Linked DNA regions of Homo sapiens: all the other regions are linked to region 1. The links are chromatin contacts, found by Hi-C or POLR2A ChIA-PET in ENCODE. All regions are on one chromosome and are shown on one strand. Each heading gives the region's core, a stretch centred on a gene start or an enhancer-like site at or near the end of the contact. The rest is flanking DNA. Distances are from core to core; before and after follow the strand shown. Region 1 holds the start of ACSL5 (acyl-CoA synthetase long chain family member 5). Region 2 holds the start of TRUB1 (TruB pseudouridine synthase family member 1). Region 3 holds the start of FHIP2A (FHF complex subunit HOOK interacting protein 2A). Region 4 overlaps MXI1 (MAX interactor 1, dimerization protein).

What was found. A loop is a pair of places that touch in the nucleus more often than their neighbours do. ChIA-PET counts read pairs that join two places held with the same protein, here RNA polymerase II (POLR2A). Pooled maps may share reads with other maps.
Region 2: a loop to region 1 is called in a pooled map, with 14 times the contacts of the local background. The contact joins the promoter of TRUB1 here to the promoter of ACSL5 in region 1. A Hi-C loop is called at or near these places in 6 of 50 pooled maps. POLR2A ChIA-PET finds 5 or more read pairs at or near these places in 2 of 52 experiments (CD4-positive, alpha-beta memory T cell and naive thymus-derived CD8-positive, alpha-beta T cell).
Region 3: a loop to region 1 is called in a pooled map, with 7 times the contacts of the local background. The contact joins the promoter of FHIP2A here to the promoter of ACSL5 in region 1. A Hi-C loop is called at or near these places in 2 of 37 single-sample maps with no recorded cell type and 6 of 50 pooled maps.
Region 4: a loop to region 1 is called in a pooled map, with 4 times the contacts of the local background. The contact joins the enhancer-like site here to the promoter of ACSL5 in region 1. A Hi-C loop is called at or near these places in 1 of 50 pooled maps. POLR2A ChIA-PET finds 5 or more read pairs at or near these places in 2 of 52 experiments (A673 and T-cell).

What each region holds. Positions count from the first base shown.
Region 1 is chr10:112,371,686-112,375,365 of GRCh38, forward strand. It overlaps ACSL5 (acyl-CoA synthetase long chain family member 5), which reads left to right and starts at 2,431. Exons shown (of 21, transcript NM_203379.2): 1 at 2,431-2,584.
Region 2 is chr10:114,936,489-114,940,168 of GRCh38, forward strand. It overlaps TRUB1 (TruB pseudouridine synthase family member 1), which reads left to right and starts at 1,707. Exons shown (of 8, transcript NM_139169.5): 1 at 1,707-2,051. The coding sequence starts at 1,766. RefSeq lists an enhancer at 1,539-2,078.
Region 3 is chr10:114,820,230-114,823,909 of GRCh38, forward strand. FHIP2A (FHF complex subunit HOOK interacting protein 2A) reads left to right here and starts at 1,551. Exons shown (of 17, transcript NM_020940.4): 1 at 1,551-1,894. The coding sequence starts at 1,850. It overlaps LOC124902508 (translation initiation factor IF-2-like), which reads right to left and starts at 2,719. Exons shown (of 2, transcript XM_047426127.1): 1 at 1,044-2,719. The coding sequence starts at 1,872. The coding sequence ends at 1,267. RefSeq lists silencers at 1,300-1,609, 1,620-1,969, 2,030-2,249 and an enhancer at 1,955-2,455.
Region 4 is chr10:110,271,933-110,275,612 of GRCh38, forward strand. All of the region lies in intron 3 of MXI1 (MAX interactor 1, dimerization protein), which reads left to right. Among named protein-coding and RNA genes, the nearest start is that of SMNDC1, 31 kb to the right of the region's middle. Within about 2 kb of position 1,704, at least 10 of the 41 ENCODE cell types and tissues checked have a DNase peak (open chromatin) inside an H3K27ac peak, as active enhancers do.

The sequences.
Region 1 (3,680 bases), core at 1,181-3,680:
GGTGGGGACTTGGAGAACCTTTATGTCTAGCTAAGGGATTATAAATACACCAATCGGCACTCAGTATTTGGCTCAAGGTTTGGAAACACACCAATCAGCACCCTGTGTCTAGCTCAGGGTTTGTGAATGCACCAATGGACACTCTGTATCTAGCTACTCTGGTGGGGACTTGGAGAACCTTTATGTCTAGCTAAGGGATTGTAAATACACCAATGGGCACTCTGTATCTAGCTCAAGGTTTGTAAACACACCAATCAGCCCCCCGTGTCTAGCTCAGGGTTTGTGAATGCACCAATTGACACTCTGTATCTAGCTACTCTGGTAGGGACTTGGGTAACCTTTATGTCTAGCTAAGGGATTGTAAATACACCAATTGGCACTCTGTGTCTAGCTCAAGGTTTGTAAACCATTCAGCACCCTGGTCTAGCTCAGGGTTTGTGAATGCACCAATCGACACTCTGGATCTAGCTAATCTAGTGGGGACATGGAAAACTTTTGTGTCAACACTCTGTATCTAGCTAATCTAGTGGGGACATGGCGAACTTTTGTGTCTAGCTCAGGGATTGTAAACACACCAATCAGCACCCTGTCAAAACGGACCAATCAGCTCTCTGTAAAACAGACCAATCGGCTCTCTGTAAAATGGACCAATCAGTAGGATGTGGGTGGGGCCAGATAAAAGAATAAAAGCAGGCTGTCCGAGCCCGGAGTGGCAACCACCTGGGGTTCTTTTCACACTGTGGAAGGTTTGTTCTTTAGCTCTTTGCAATAAATCTTGCTACTGCTCACTCTTTGGGTCTACGCTGCTTTTATGAGCTGTAATGCTCACTGCAAAGGTCTGTAGCTTTACTCCTGAGCCAGCAAGACCACAAACCCACCAGAAGGAAGAAACTCTGAACACATCTGAACATCAGAAGGAACAAACTCTAGACACACCGCCTTTAAGAACTGTAACACTCACTGCGAGGGTCCGCGGCTTCATTCTGGTAGCTAAACATACACAGATCAATGGGGCAGCATAGGGGCCAAGGCACTGCAGGGGTTCTCATGACTCTGAGTCAGGTGCTGTCTTGACCGACTGGTTGTGTGATTCCAGAAGCCTTCTTTCACCTGAAAAGGCCTCACTGGCCTCACCTATACAGTAAGTTTGCACATCATCTCCAGGGTTTCTTTCATTTCTACCCACTGTTTTTGTTTAGTAATGATGCCTTGCAGTCCTAATGATCTTGGAATCAAGAATGGTGACTAGAGAACTTCAAAGTGGAAAGAGAGGCTGGGCATGGTGGCTCATGCCTATAATCCCAGCACTTCGGGAGGCCGAGGCAGGCAGATCACTTGAAGTCAGGAGTTCGAGACCAGCCTGGCCAACATGGTGAAACCCTGTCTCTGCTAAAAATACAAAAAAAAAAAAAAAAATTAGCCAGGCATTGTGGTGCATGCCTGTAATCCCAGCCACTCCAGAGGCTGAGGCAGGAGAATTGCTTGAACTCAGGAAGTGGAGGTTGCGGTGAGACTCCGTCTCAAAAAAAAAAAAAAAAAAAAAAAAGGAGAGAGTAGGATGGCTGAGCCATGACGCAGTAGCAATGCTTCTTTTTTTTTTTTTTTTTTTGAGACAGAGTCTCGCTGTGTCGCCCAGGCTGGAGTGCAGTGGCGCGATCTTGGCTCACTGCAAGCTCCACCTCCCGGGTTCACACCATTCTCCTGCCTCAGCCTCCCAAGTAGCTGGGACTACAGGGGCCCACCACCACGCCCGGCTAATTTTTTGTGTATTCAGTAGAGACGGGGTTTCACCGTGTTAGCCAGGAAGCAATGCTTCCTATTCTAGCGCCTTGCTAAACTATGTGTGCTGCAGACTGTGTTCGTGATTCCGAATCCTAAAAACAACCGTCCTAGGCTTGTCTCTCAGCCTAGACTCTAGACTGATTTGGCTCATTTGGTTGTCTTGGAGACGTTCTAATTCTGAAGGGGGCAGTGGTCCCTTCTAGAAGATAGCTGGTCTGCAAATGCACACCTCTGCTTAGTCTGAATCCTAAAGTTATAGCTTGAGCCAATTAAAGTGGCTTCTCATTTTTCTCTCACTCTGATCTCAAGGAGCCCTTTTTCTTCTAGTAATCTAGACCTTCCTCTTCCTATCACAGTCTCAAGGATTGTGCCCCCAAAGCAGATGCAAAGCCCTGTCTACCCCTTCTCCTTCCCCTGAGGTAGAGCTTTATCGAAGGTTTCTCTTGGTAAACGTTAGCTTTCTGAACTAAGGGCCGTCTTTTTTTTTTTTCCCGCTTAAGCCCATTGCATAACAATCTCTTGTTTTAATCTTTTGCCCAACACTGCTTTTCTTACTGTCAGAGGTTACTACAAGTGTTTGAACAGGTAACTTCTACCTTTGAACTTCTGTTGTGACAGATTCAAAGGTTCCAGGGGAGTGTGTTGGCCACTCTCAGGACAGTACACAGTAGCTTCGGGTGTGTCCCAGTCAGTCCTAGGAGCTGTGGAAAGAGTAGAAGTGCCTGAATGTGGTGCTGAATCAATACAGCCAGCTGTGAGGGGAGCACTTCCTGGACCCAGGAAGGGAGAGTCTTCTTCCAAGGTAAGCTGCAATGATACTACCTGCACTATATTGAATATATCTGTGAGATAGTAGGGAGGGGATTGGTGTGGGGAAAGAAAGTGGGATTTGTTATGCTCAACCTAAGGCTCTTTAATAACATGAAATTACATTTAGTTGAATAGTAATCTCAGCTGACTTGTGTGGGAGGCAAAGAAAAAAATCAGTTGGAAAAGGGGTGGAGATATATGAGCTATCCAAATGCTAGCAGGGGATGGAATTGGAAGGGAACACTGATTTTGGTAAGTGTACTAAAGCACACCAAGCCAGAATGTGGGTCTCCTTCATCTTCCATTAAGAAATTTCTGTCTCAGTGTAGTTAGAAGGATCGTGCGTCAGCTGCTGAGGGCAGAGAGTCCCATTTGGCAGACAGAGAGGAAGGGAATCAGCAGATATTCGATTAGGTGCTGGGGACTGTTCTGGGTAGATTATGTATGTTACTTCATTGGTGTATCTCATCCTATAAAGCAGGTGGTATCCTTCCCATTTCACAGAGGCATAGTGCGTCTCCAGGCTGTTAAACAGCATGGCCTAAGCTACATAGCTCCAAGGTGGTGTGGCTAGAATTTGAGACTTGATTGGTCAGTTTCCACAGCCTGCCCAATAATGCAGAATTGTTGTGGGTTGCCAAAGCTTTCAGTTACCCCCTGAAATCCTGAGGGTGTCACTCATGTGCACAGAGGATTGATAGGAATACAACTCTGATGGGCCTTTAGAATGACTCAACCTTCCTGAACTTGAGCATTTTTACTGGAGGAGGTCAATAAAAAAAAAAGAAATAAAACCTCATCTTCCCCTGGCCCTGAGCCCTTTGGTGAAGGAAGACAGCACCCGGTGAAGGGCTCAGAGGTATTAGTGTGGCTGAGATTCGACACCCACTCTGCCATCCTCTGCTCTCCTCTAGAGGAAGTTGCCTCTTGGGGAGCTGAGTTCCTGAAACTAAGCAAATGACAAGTGCTCCTCCAGCCGTGAGATGAGCCAGAGGATGGAATGCCACAGGCCCCACTTCGTCTCCCAGCCCTTCATCTTTCTTCCATGTCCAAAGGCGGCTCCCCAGAGGCCAAGGGCTCAGCTCTTG
Region 2 (3,680 bases), core at 457-2,956, 2.6 Mb after region 1:
GTGTCAGTGTATTTCTGATAAATCTTCTCCCCCTGTGCCCCCAAGCTGGTATGAATCAGTTTTCTGTTGACCAAAGAGCCCAAACTCATACATGTATTGGAGCAAAAAAAACCTGTGAATTCAAGGCCTGCCCAATGTGGGAGATGTTGATTACCTTAGAAAAACAAAGCTTGGTGCTTCTGATCCCAAGAATGCCGATATAATAGCAGAGTAGCATTAATTTTGTTGTGTCCTAGCATCCCAGAAATCAAACATGCAAGAAATATACATTTCTTCATTTTCTTTAAATCAGATTAACTCTGGTCCTACACTGGGCTGATGGAAAATTCAAATATAAGCATCATATGTTACCCCTAGTTCTGTTCTCCCTCTGCATCCCTCACCCCCAGAGCCACAAGAGAAATAGGGAGGCTTGCTGATGTCCGGACAATTGGGAAAAGGCCTCTAATCTCCAAGTGCCTTGGAGTCATCCAAGTCATCATTGATCAAGCCTTGCAACCTTCCCTGCAAGTCCCTGGCTCTCTGCTTCCATGGCACAAGAATAGAGAACTCTTTCCTGAGGCTAATGGACACCATGCTCCTTTGGGTGCAGTCATCCCTTCTGAAGTCACAACATCTTTGTGGAAAAATTAACATCTTGAAGCAGGGCCAGGTGTCCACTAATCCTGTGATATGCCAATCTTTTCAGTTAGCTTAGGCTTTTATAATAGACCACAAGAGTAAGTGACTTCCTTCTAGGAGTTTCAGCTTTCCACCCTGAAAAAACTCCCTCAAAGATTTTTTTTTCCTTTTAATAAATTGTTCTGCCATGTGTCTGTTGCACGAATGGGTGCAAGTTCAAATGGGACCCCATAACTGGTGATTGTGAGCAGCTAAGGGGCATCACTAAAATACTAGATATTAAAGTCCAAGAGTATGATGAGGACAAAGAGTGGTTGTAAAGAAACCTAAAAAACAATGAGGGCAAACTTTATCTGTCTCACAATAGTTATGATAGCATTTAATGTTTCTGGTGCAGAAGTAATTTTTCTCCACTCTGCCTTGTGCTGGAATCAAAACAATATTCCTCAATCTTGTTAGGGAGTGAATAACTTTTAGGGAGAAGGTCTCAAATGGGAAGTGGTTTAAAGTTTATGAATTGCAAGAATACCTTTTGATATCTAAACAAAGTGTACTAAGGAATTCAACCCACAGAAGAGCTGATATTCAAAATCAGAATTATTAAAAATTGTAGTGGGGTCAGTGGGGGTTTGGGGAGGGTGAACAGGAGTGCATGAAGAGCATCAAAATAAGCACAAGTGATTTACCATTGGCTTGGTTTCTTCGGGGAATTTGAAGAATTCATACTTATTTATACGTTTTCAAATATTTATTTAAGTGCCTACAACATGTGAGGCATTTGGGAATGTCTCAGTTAACGTGGTACATAAGTTCCTTGCTCTAATAGAGCTCACATTTGGATGTCTTCTAATTCTGAACCTGAATGTAAGAGCACAATACAATCAATGAAGCAGTGAGCCCAGGAAGCCATGGATCTTCACAAGCCTCAGGAAAAGTCAACATTTAAAATTTTCTATTTAAAGTCCAAGGGCACAGCAAGCTCTTGGTCTATATGGGAAGGCCATGGACTACAATTCCCACAAGTCCGTGCGACCTCTCCGTTCTGCGCAGCTTCGCGGTATGAGGAAGAGGGTCCTGTCAGGCGCACTCTTGTTGCATCATCAGCGTGCACCTCCACGATGAAACAGGTCTGGGCTACAAAAGTATGGCCGCTTCTGAGGCGGCGGTGGTGTCTTCGCCGTCTTTGAAAACAGACACATCCCCTGTCCTTGAAACTGCAGGAACGGTCGCAGCAATGGCTGCGACCCCGTCAGCAAGGGCTGCAGCCGCGGTGGTTGCGGCCGCGGCCAGGACCGGATCCGAAGCCAGGGTCTCCAAGGCCGCTTTGGCTACCAAGCTGCTGTCCTTGAGCGGCGTGTTCGCCGTGCACAAGCCCAAAGGGCCCACTTCAGCCGAGCTGCTGAATCGGTTGAAGGAGAAGCTGCTGGCAGGTACTGCAGCCCGGGTGGGGACCAGGCTGAGGCGGTCGCTGCGAGAGGGGAAGCACATTAGGCTTTTTGCGACGCTCGTGATTCAAGAGACAAAAGGAGGGGAAAGGGAGACTGACCATTGAATTAGCTCTGGACAGGAATCTCGGGCATCTCGGGCTTGGACTTGCCCTGGCACGAACTCTTGTAGCCTACTTGGCAGTTGTAGTTCTCAACGGGAGGAAAAAAATCCCGTACTTACACAATAAAACCCTGCCCTTGGGCGTGCAGACCTGTTTTCTGTAATCTGATCGATCCCTCAGGAGGCTTTTGTTGGGTTCATGTGGATGAACCCCAAAAGGAAGTACTGGTTCTGCACCCCTAAAGTTGCATTCCTCAAAATGTATTGGAAATGCAGATATACTTCGTTAACCAAGACTTAATATAGTCGTTTTCACATTTTAATGGGCCTAACAATTACTTAGAGTCTCTTGTACAAATACAGATTCCTAATCCCTGCCCTGTCCGAGATTGTGATTCGGAGAGTTCGGGGTATTTTTAGGAAACTGCAATTCTAAATAGTTGCTCCAGGTGATTCCAGTGTAAGTAGTTTATGGACCACATTTGAGGAACACTAAATATAACTTGGCCACTAAGCTGAGAGTGTTCATTTTATTGATTCGTTTATTCACGTACACTGGGAAAATAGTAGAAAAGCCTAGAGAATCACCCCGTTAATCAGCTCGGATGATTTCACACATAAAGCATCCAGGATCCTTAAGTTCATTGGACATATACAATAAGCCAGGTCTGTGCTAGCCTATAGAGACTTGAAGATGAAAGATAACTCTCTTACCTTAACTGAGCTGATAGCCTAGTAATTTCTGCACCTTGTGGTGGTAAAACTAGTTAGTTAGGTTATTCAAGGCCCTCCAGAGTTTGGCCGTATTCTGTCTCGCCATTAAACCAGTAACAGGGACTTTCTTACATTGTTTAGTGTCCCATGGAAAACTTTACACTTTAAAAAAATGCAAAAACAAATTATTCTGATGGGAATTATAACTGACAGTACAGATTTAAGTGTTTATGGGCAAATAGGTACACTCCTGCAGATGTTTAATTCCAGTATCACGACTACTTATTCTTTTATTAAAGTTTTGCTTTGTTGCCTGAAAGTATGGGTCATACAGAGGACGTCAAAGTGAGGAATTGCATCAAGGATATGTATTGTGGTATCATCATAGTTTTTTAGTTTTCCTTCATAGAACTGCTGCTTTCCTGATTTGTTAGCTAAACTCTGGGTTTCTTTTCTTTTTTTTTTTTTTTTATCCTTAAGGTAATGATTACCATTCTTTCAGACAAGTTTCTGACAAAGCCATATTCTGGCCTTCTGGCTAATCTGCCTCTAAGAACTGAAGTTTCTTGTTGAATCTTGGTTAAAATGTTTCAAGGCTCTTGCTAGGCTAGAACCTTTAGCTAGAGACATTCTCATTATCCTCGATTTCTATATTGCTTGTGATTGGCCTATTTTGTATTTATGTTAGTTAGGCTAGGGCTTTCCAAATGTCATTGTAATTGGCTGTCAGAATTGCTTGGGAAGTTTTTGTTTTTGTTTTTGTTTTTGAGATGGAGTTTCGCTGTTGTTGCCCAGGC
Region 3 (3,680 bases), core at 301-2,800, 2.4 Mb after region 1:
TAAAACACAAAGAAGTTAAATAACTTTCCACTGTGGGTGGCAGAGCTGGGACTTAGGCTACCCAGCCCCAGAGCCTGGCCAGTTACCACCACTCCATATGACAGCCACCTTTTCTCTGTTCCATGAATCAATTACAGATATATATACGTGTGTGTGTGTATACATGTATATATACGTATGTGTATATATACGTTTGTGTATGTATAAACGTATGTGTGTGTATACATGTATGTGTGTGTGTGTGTGTGTGTGTGTGTGTGTGTGTGTGTATTTTTTTTTTTTTTTTTGAGATGGAGTTTTGCTCTTGTTGTCCAGGCTGGAGCGCAATGGCGCAACCTTGGCTCACTGCAACTTCCGCCTCCCGAGTTCAAGGATTCTCCTGCCTCAGCCTCCCAAGTAGCTGGGATTACAAGCATGTAATCCCATTACACCACCACGTTCGGCTAATTTTTTTTTTTTTTTTTTTTTTGTATTTTTAATAGAGACGGAGTTTCACCATGTTGGCCAGGCTGGTCTCGAACTCCTGGCCTCAAGTGATCCTCCCGCCTTTGCCTCCCAGAGTGCTGAGATTACAGGCGTGAGCCACCGCGCCTGGGCCAGATACGTATTTTCAGCACTGGTTGTGCAAAACTCACTCCCCACCTCATCTTAAGAACTTAATGAACCTTTTGGTAAAACGCCAATACCAGCATAAAACAAATTTCTTCAGGATACAAATATTTTCATAATTTGTATTAACTCAACCTAAACTTTACCAGCCTGAACTGCTTCTTCAAGGCTTGACTAATACACTGTTAGGGAGTATTTTAAGCAGCCTCCACCCAAGTGCTTACCTTGTAGCTCTATTTATCTGCCTTAGGCATTTACTGGACTCCTTTCAGATTCTTTCCCTCGCTAATGTTTTCCGGTATCATCTGATAACTGAATAGAAAATGCTGTTCTGAATCACTACACCTCACTATCAACCATATCACAAATAAATTATGTTATATATTATATATAAATATTATAATGGGCTATTTAAACTAAGCCAGCCGTCTTACCATGTGCTCATGTGGGATTTCCTGTTTCAATGTTGAATAATAATATATTTTAAAGTTAGCAAAGCCATTTCACCTGCAGTCGTTGATTTCTTCAAAATCTGAGCATTTAAATCCATTGCCAATGTTTGCTTAAAGAACACTGTTTTCTTAACGAGTCTTCCAAATCGGTCCTTACAGGAAGAACCTCTGAATGCTATACGCATATATGGACGGCTGCGTGTCCCTACAAAGTCAGCCTGTTACTTCCACTGGAGAAACAAAACTCTTGAGAATCGCTGAGCTGTAAAAATGTTAGAAAGCCGGTGTCCCAGGCGCCCTGAGAAAGCCGGGAGAGGGCGGTGGCTGCCCACAGGCCGCCTCCAGCCCCGCGCGAGGCCGAGGCCTCAGCGCGCCCCCCGCCCCCGCGGCGCCTAGCGGCCCCGCCGCAGGGCAGGCCTGGCCGGGCCTCCCCGGGCTGCGGCGGCGCCCCCTGCAGGCCGCGGCGGGCAGAGCGGGGGGAAGGAACCCGAGCCGGGCTGCCACCGTGTCCCAACCGGTGCCGCCGCCGGAGCTTCTCCGGGCCCCGAGTCCTCGCCGAACGCCCTCCTCGCCGCCCGCCGCGTCCCGGCGCCCTCCGGAGCCGCCGAGCCGCCCGCGCACACCTGAAGCGGCCGGGCCAGGCCCTGCCTCGATCCTCAGCTCGTCCTCCCCGCCCCGCACCGGCCTTCACTCTGGAGCGGCCCCGGCAGCCGCAGCAGGGGCGGCGGCGGCGGATCGAGGAGCTCTCCAGGTCGTCCCGGGAGAGGCTGCTGCAGTCCCGGGACAGGATGTTCTCCAAGTTCACCTCCATCCTGCAGCACGCCGTGGAGGCGGTAAGGCCGCGGGCTGCGGGCGCACGGCAGGCCGGGGATGGCGGCGGCCTACGCTCCCCGGCGGCCTCGGGGACAAGCCGGGCGGCCTTGGCCCGGCCCTCGGCGGCCCTGTCCCCGGTTGGGGTGAGGCCCCAGGCGGGCGCCCTGGGCGGCCGCCGGGTCGTGGGGGCGCCCGGGGCCTCGGGCCTGGCTCTGCGGGGGTCCCGTCGGTCCCTGGCTGCCCCAGGCCGGCAGTCCCTGCCCTCCTCCAGGAGCCGGGGCGGGGGTGCCGGGGAGGACCTGGCCGCCCAACGCCGCTCGGTGGTCGCCTCATTCCTCTGATGGGGCCGGGGGTTCGGGGAGCACCTGGCGGGGTCGCAGAGAGCTCCCCCGGGCTCCCTTAACGTTAACCTTCTCCGGAAAAAAAGTGGTCAGCGTTGAGCAAGACAAAAGAAACGAGCAAGCACCGCTTGGGCTTGGTTCTGTTTTGTTTTGGTTTTCGGGGGTAGAGGTGGGAGAGGCATGGTCTCGCTGTGGGGCGTCCCTGGCGAGGGAGCCGCCGACCAGCCCCCGGGTTGCTGGCTTTTGCTTTCTTGGGCCTGGAGGCCGAACTCAGCTGAACCTTATGTATTGATCTGAAATAGGAGTTTGGAGGGTCCAGTCGAGTTTGCTTTCGACAGCTTCCAAGCTCACCGAGCCCAGAGACCATCTGTTTCCTTTCTTGTCTAGTTCTCTTCCTGGACACTCTTCGTTTATCCTGCAATTGTACTCTCCTTTGAGGGTTTTAGACACCAGCATAGAGACAGTATTCAAGTATCCTAGTAGACTAATAAGTGAAAAGAAACTAAAAAGAAAATGCCTTGTCACTGTTCTAGTAAGAATGCTAGTTGCTTCACTTGTTTACTTTATTCTGGGAGAACTGCCCAAATTGAAAAATGCATTCTGTGCAGAAACAATTACTTTGCTAATTTTTAACATGACATTCTCTTCCTATGTTCATATTATGTGATAGGACACTTTAAAATGTACACTTTAAAAATGTCAGATACAACAATGATTTTTTATGGGCAGGCAAAAATGGAGTTTTTGCCTTCAGTAATAAAAACAAACTTTAGTACAATTGTTATTTAAGTGATACATGAGAAGCGTTAAAAAATTTAGCTCTAGGGCAAGCTCTTGGGAAAATGTATCAAACAGGAAAAACAGGGTTTCATAAATGTAGAGCAGTATTACACGGAGGGAAATGACAGTGGTAGACTTCAAGACAACTTTTAGTTTTTACTTGCTTATACACACTCTACTTTTGTTGAAAGAATTTAACTGCAGTTTATTAAAACATTTAAATTTTGTTTTCTTTAAAAATACCAAGAATCATTTAATTTTATTTATTTATTTATTTATTTATTTTTTGAGACCGAATCTCATTCTGTCACCCAGGTTGGAGTGCAGGGGTGTGATCTCAGGTCACTGCAACCTCCGCCTCCCGGATTCAAGCGATTCTCCTGCCTCAGCCTCCCTAGTAGCTGGGATTACAGGCACCCGCCACCACACACGGCTAATTTTTTTTTTTTTTTTTAGTAGAGATGGGGTTTCACCATGTTAGCCAGGCTGCTCTCGAACTCCTGACCTCAAGTGATCGCCCGCCTTGGCCTCCCAAAGTGCTGGGATTACAGGTGTGAGCCACCACACCCGGCCCGAATCATTTTAACCTTGAATATATGAAATACTTGGGAACACTTAATGAGATACTTGGTAATCAAAATTTACTATATTGCAGTCAGCTGTCTTATCCGTAGGCTCTGCACCT
Region 4 (3,680 bases), core at 454-2,953, 2.1 Mb before region 1:
TACATCTCCCTTTCCTCTCTCTTCCATATCTTCTCTCCCTTCTCCCCTGTCCCTTCTTTTTCCCTCTCCAAACCTTTGAGAGACATAATCCCAGCCATGAGTCAAAAATGATGTTCCAAAGTCCATAGTGATGTGTTGTGATTTGCTGTAGCAGTTTGAACATAGATTCCTGGAGGCCCTGGGATGTAGTACAGGTTGAGCATCCCAAGTCCACAAATCTGAAATGCTCCAAAATCTGAAACATTTTGAGTGTCAACATGACTCTCAACAGAAATGCTCATTGGAGCATATCAGACTTAGGATTTTTGGATTTGGGATGCTCAGCTGAGTATAATGCAAATATTCCAAAATCTGAAAAAATGAGAAATCCAAAACATTTCTGGTCCTAAGCATTTCACATAAGGAATACTCAACCTGTCTGAAATAATATGAAATTTGAAGTCTTCTTTTAAAAACACATTTTGCATTATCTGTGTTTGTTTTTATATAAAATATTTTTCTTCCAAATTTTTGAAAAAATTATGACTTCTGGAAAGGATAGTATAACCCTGTGGCTTCAAATATCCTCTGGCTCAGTGTTGAATACCTCTAGAGGTATATATAGCCTATGCTAAGAACTATTTATATTTTATTGAAAGAAAGTGGTTTTAAAAAGTCTCCCAAGAATAAGTAACATGCATCTCAACCATTTTAATTCTTATTTGTATACAGATAAGCCCTTTCATGCTGAGGCTGACAATGTGACAGAATAATTTATATTATTATATTATATATTATATGTAATTTGTAGAATTTGCAGCTTTATTATACCACTTGTTAATATTTCTATTTGATTATTTTATAAGATACCAATTAAGAAGGCTATTTAAGTGAAAGCTGCTTTTTTGAAAAGTGAGAAGAGAGTCCCAGCTATTTTCCTAAGTTTTTATTTCTGTCATCATTGAGTCCCATGACTACCACAATCAGATCTGACACTAGGGACCTGCCACTTGCCACGTTACTACCTGGGAGTTAACAGTCTGTTTATTTTCTGTGAAGTAGATAATATATGAGTTGTAGGTGAAACATACGATTATCAAATGCCATTTTGTAGAAATAGCTTGTTTAGCTTTTTTTTTTTTTTTTTTTTTTGTGAGATGGAGTCTCGCTCTGTCACCCTGGCTCGAGTGCAGTGATGCGATCTCGGCTCACTGCAACCTCCGCCTCCCAGTTTCAAGCAACTCTCCTGCTTCGGCCTCCCAAGTAGCTGGGACTACAGGCATGTGCCACCACGCCTGGCTAATTTTTTGTGTTTTTAGTAGAGATGGGGTTTCACCGTGTTAGCCACAATGGTCTCGATCTCCTGACCTCATGATCCGCCCGCCTCGGCCTCCCAAAGTGCTGAGATTACAGGCATGAGCCACCGTGCCTGGCCTTTGTTTAGCTTTCTTATTTCATGAACCGAATAAGCTGAACAGCAGAATATGATCATACATGTTTTAGTAAATAAAACTCATGAACCACAATATGCTTTTGATATATCAGGATCCATTTTTAATGTCATTTTTCATTAGGAAAACAGGCAGGCAGGGTTTTTTGGGGGGATAAATTTGGGTTTTCAGAAGATTCTCAACACATTAAGTTTTAGAGACACTTTGGTATATATGTGTAGGAAAAGTAGCTAGCTGCTGTCACGTGCAGGAGTGTGTGTTGGGAGTTGAGAAACCTGGCCACAAGCCACTGCAGCTTTGAAGAATGTGGCTCATGAGAGGACTCATAGTTCATTACGTAACATTCAGCAGAGCGGAAAATATAAGCACTGTCTCCATCACTTGACTTGCTTTCCATTTTGATTTAGTTATCTGGTAAAGTCTAGGTATCCTATAGTGGAAGAATGAAAGACAAGCAGGTTCCAATGAAGGACCATGCTTCCAAAGGCATCAGCCAGTGGATCGTTTGTGGGGCCAGGCGGGGGTTAGATCTATTATTGTTGGACAGGGGTATTAGAGTTTTGAAAGACTACTTGAAAAACATAATCAAATGATACTTGGAGTTTGTTCCGAAAGGGTATTCTTTCCTCTCTCTTCCCACAACAGTGTGCGCTTCCTATTATAGTTGATATACCTGTGCTTTAAAATAGCACAGCTACTAGTAGAGGCCATTTTATACCAAAATCATTTCCCTTCATGTTCTGTGGTACATCAGTTTGGCAGTAGAGGTTACAGAGTTTGAAATCAAAAGGAGCATTGGTTCCTTCAGGGAAAAATGATACCAATCTACCAAAATAAAAGCCAAACAGACTCTCATTGTTCTTTATCCCACAAGGGGCTTGCCCTTTTTGAAGGTGTGGTTAATTTTGATAGGACTCTTCTCTCTAACAGGGTTAGTGGCTGGGAATTACCTTTTCCCCTGGGCAAAACCCACTTTAAAATCTCATTTTAAAACAGAACTCAAAGTGTCTTTGAAAATAAAAGTACTTTGGGAACTCTTCATTGTGTAACCCCATCCCTCTCAGCAAGGGGACTCCAGTTTTCTCACAGGGCACTTCCTGCTGCAGTACCTAATTCTAACTTTGTTTTACTATAACTCATGCTAAAATAGGAAAGGTTTCAGCTTTACAGTTTTTATTAGCTGTTCATGTGTTTTTAAAAAGTATGTGTTAAATAAAAATAAAGTAAATGTCCACCAAGGAGCTAAATTTTTAAAAATCAGTTTCCATTAAGTCTAGTTCTATAAATGTTTCAGTACCAGGTTTTTTCTACTTGCTGTTTGTCTAATGTTCATCATAATATTCAGAAGAGCAGCCTTAACTTTCCCCAACCTTCTTTCCCTTCTTTTACTAGAGGTGCAGGACCATGCCTTTCATGAATCGTTATTCTCTATGTCAGCTCTTCTCTCCCTTGGAGACTTGAAAAACATCATCATATGATACTTGCAGTTTTTTTCCTCAGTGAATAAGGATTTTTTTTTTTTTTTTTTTTTTGGTGGAGTCTCACACTGTCACCCAGGCTGGAGTGCACTGGCGCGATCTCTGCTCACTGCAACCTCTGCCTCCTGGGTTCAAGCGATTCTCCTGCCTCAGCCGACAGAGTAGCTGGGATTACAGGCACGGACCACCATGCCTGGCTAATTTTTGTATTTTTAGTAGACACAGGGTTTCACCATGTTGGCCAGACTGGTCTCGAACTCCTGACCTCAGAAGATCCACCCACCTCGGCCTCCCAAAGTGCTGGGATTACAGGCATGAGCTACCGCACCCAGCCTGTGAATAAGGATTTTCAAATCAAACCAAGCTTTTTTCTTCTATTGCTTGTCCTTTTTCCTTCCCCCAAAGTCTTACAGCACCCATGATTTGGCAGCCTCATACAGGAGGCTCTTGAGCTACCAGTCACATGAGAATGAAGGCAAGAAAAGAAGGGACCAGATGGCATCAAAAGATATGCCTTTCTAGGTCACTGGTGGTTAAGCTTGCAATCTGGTTACCAACAGGGAGACTTATGGGGGAAAGGGTGGAGAGCAGCATCATTGAAAAGGAAGAATAATTTTGCCATACAATTGCTGTTCTAAGAATTTGCAGGAGAGAAAAAAAACTTAGACACTGAGGAGAATCGATTTTTCTGATTTAACTCTTTCCAGTTTACAGTTACAGGGCATCCATTGCTCTTGGAAGGGTACATTTACCTAAGTGGCAGCTAAGGACA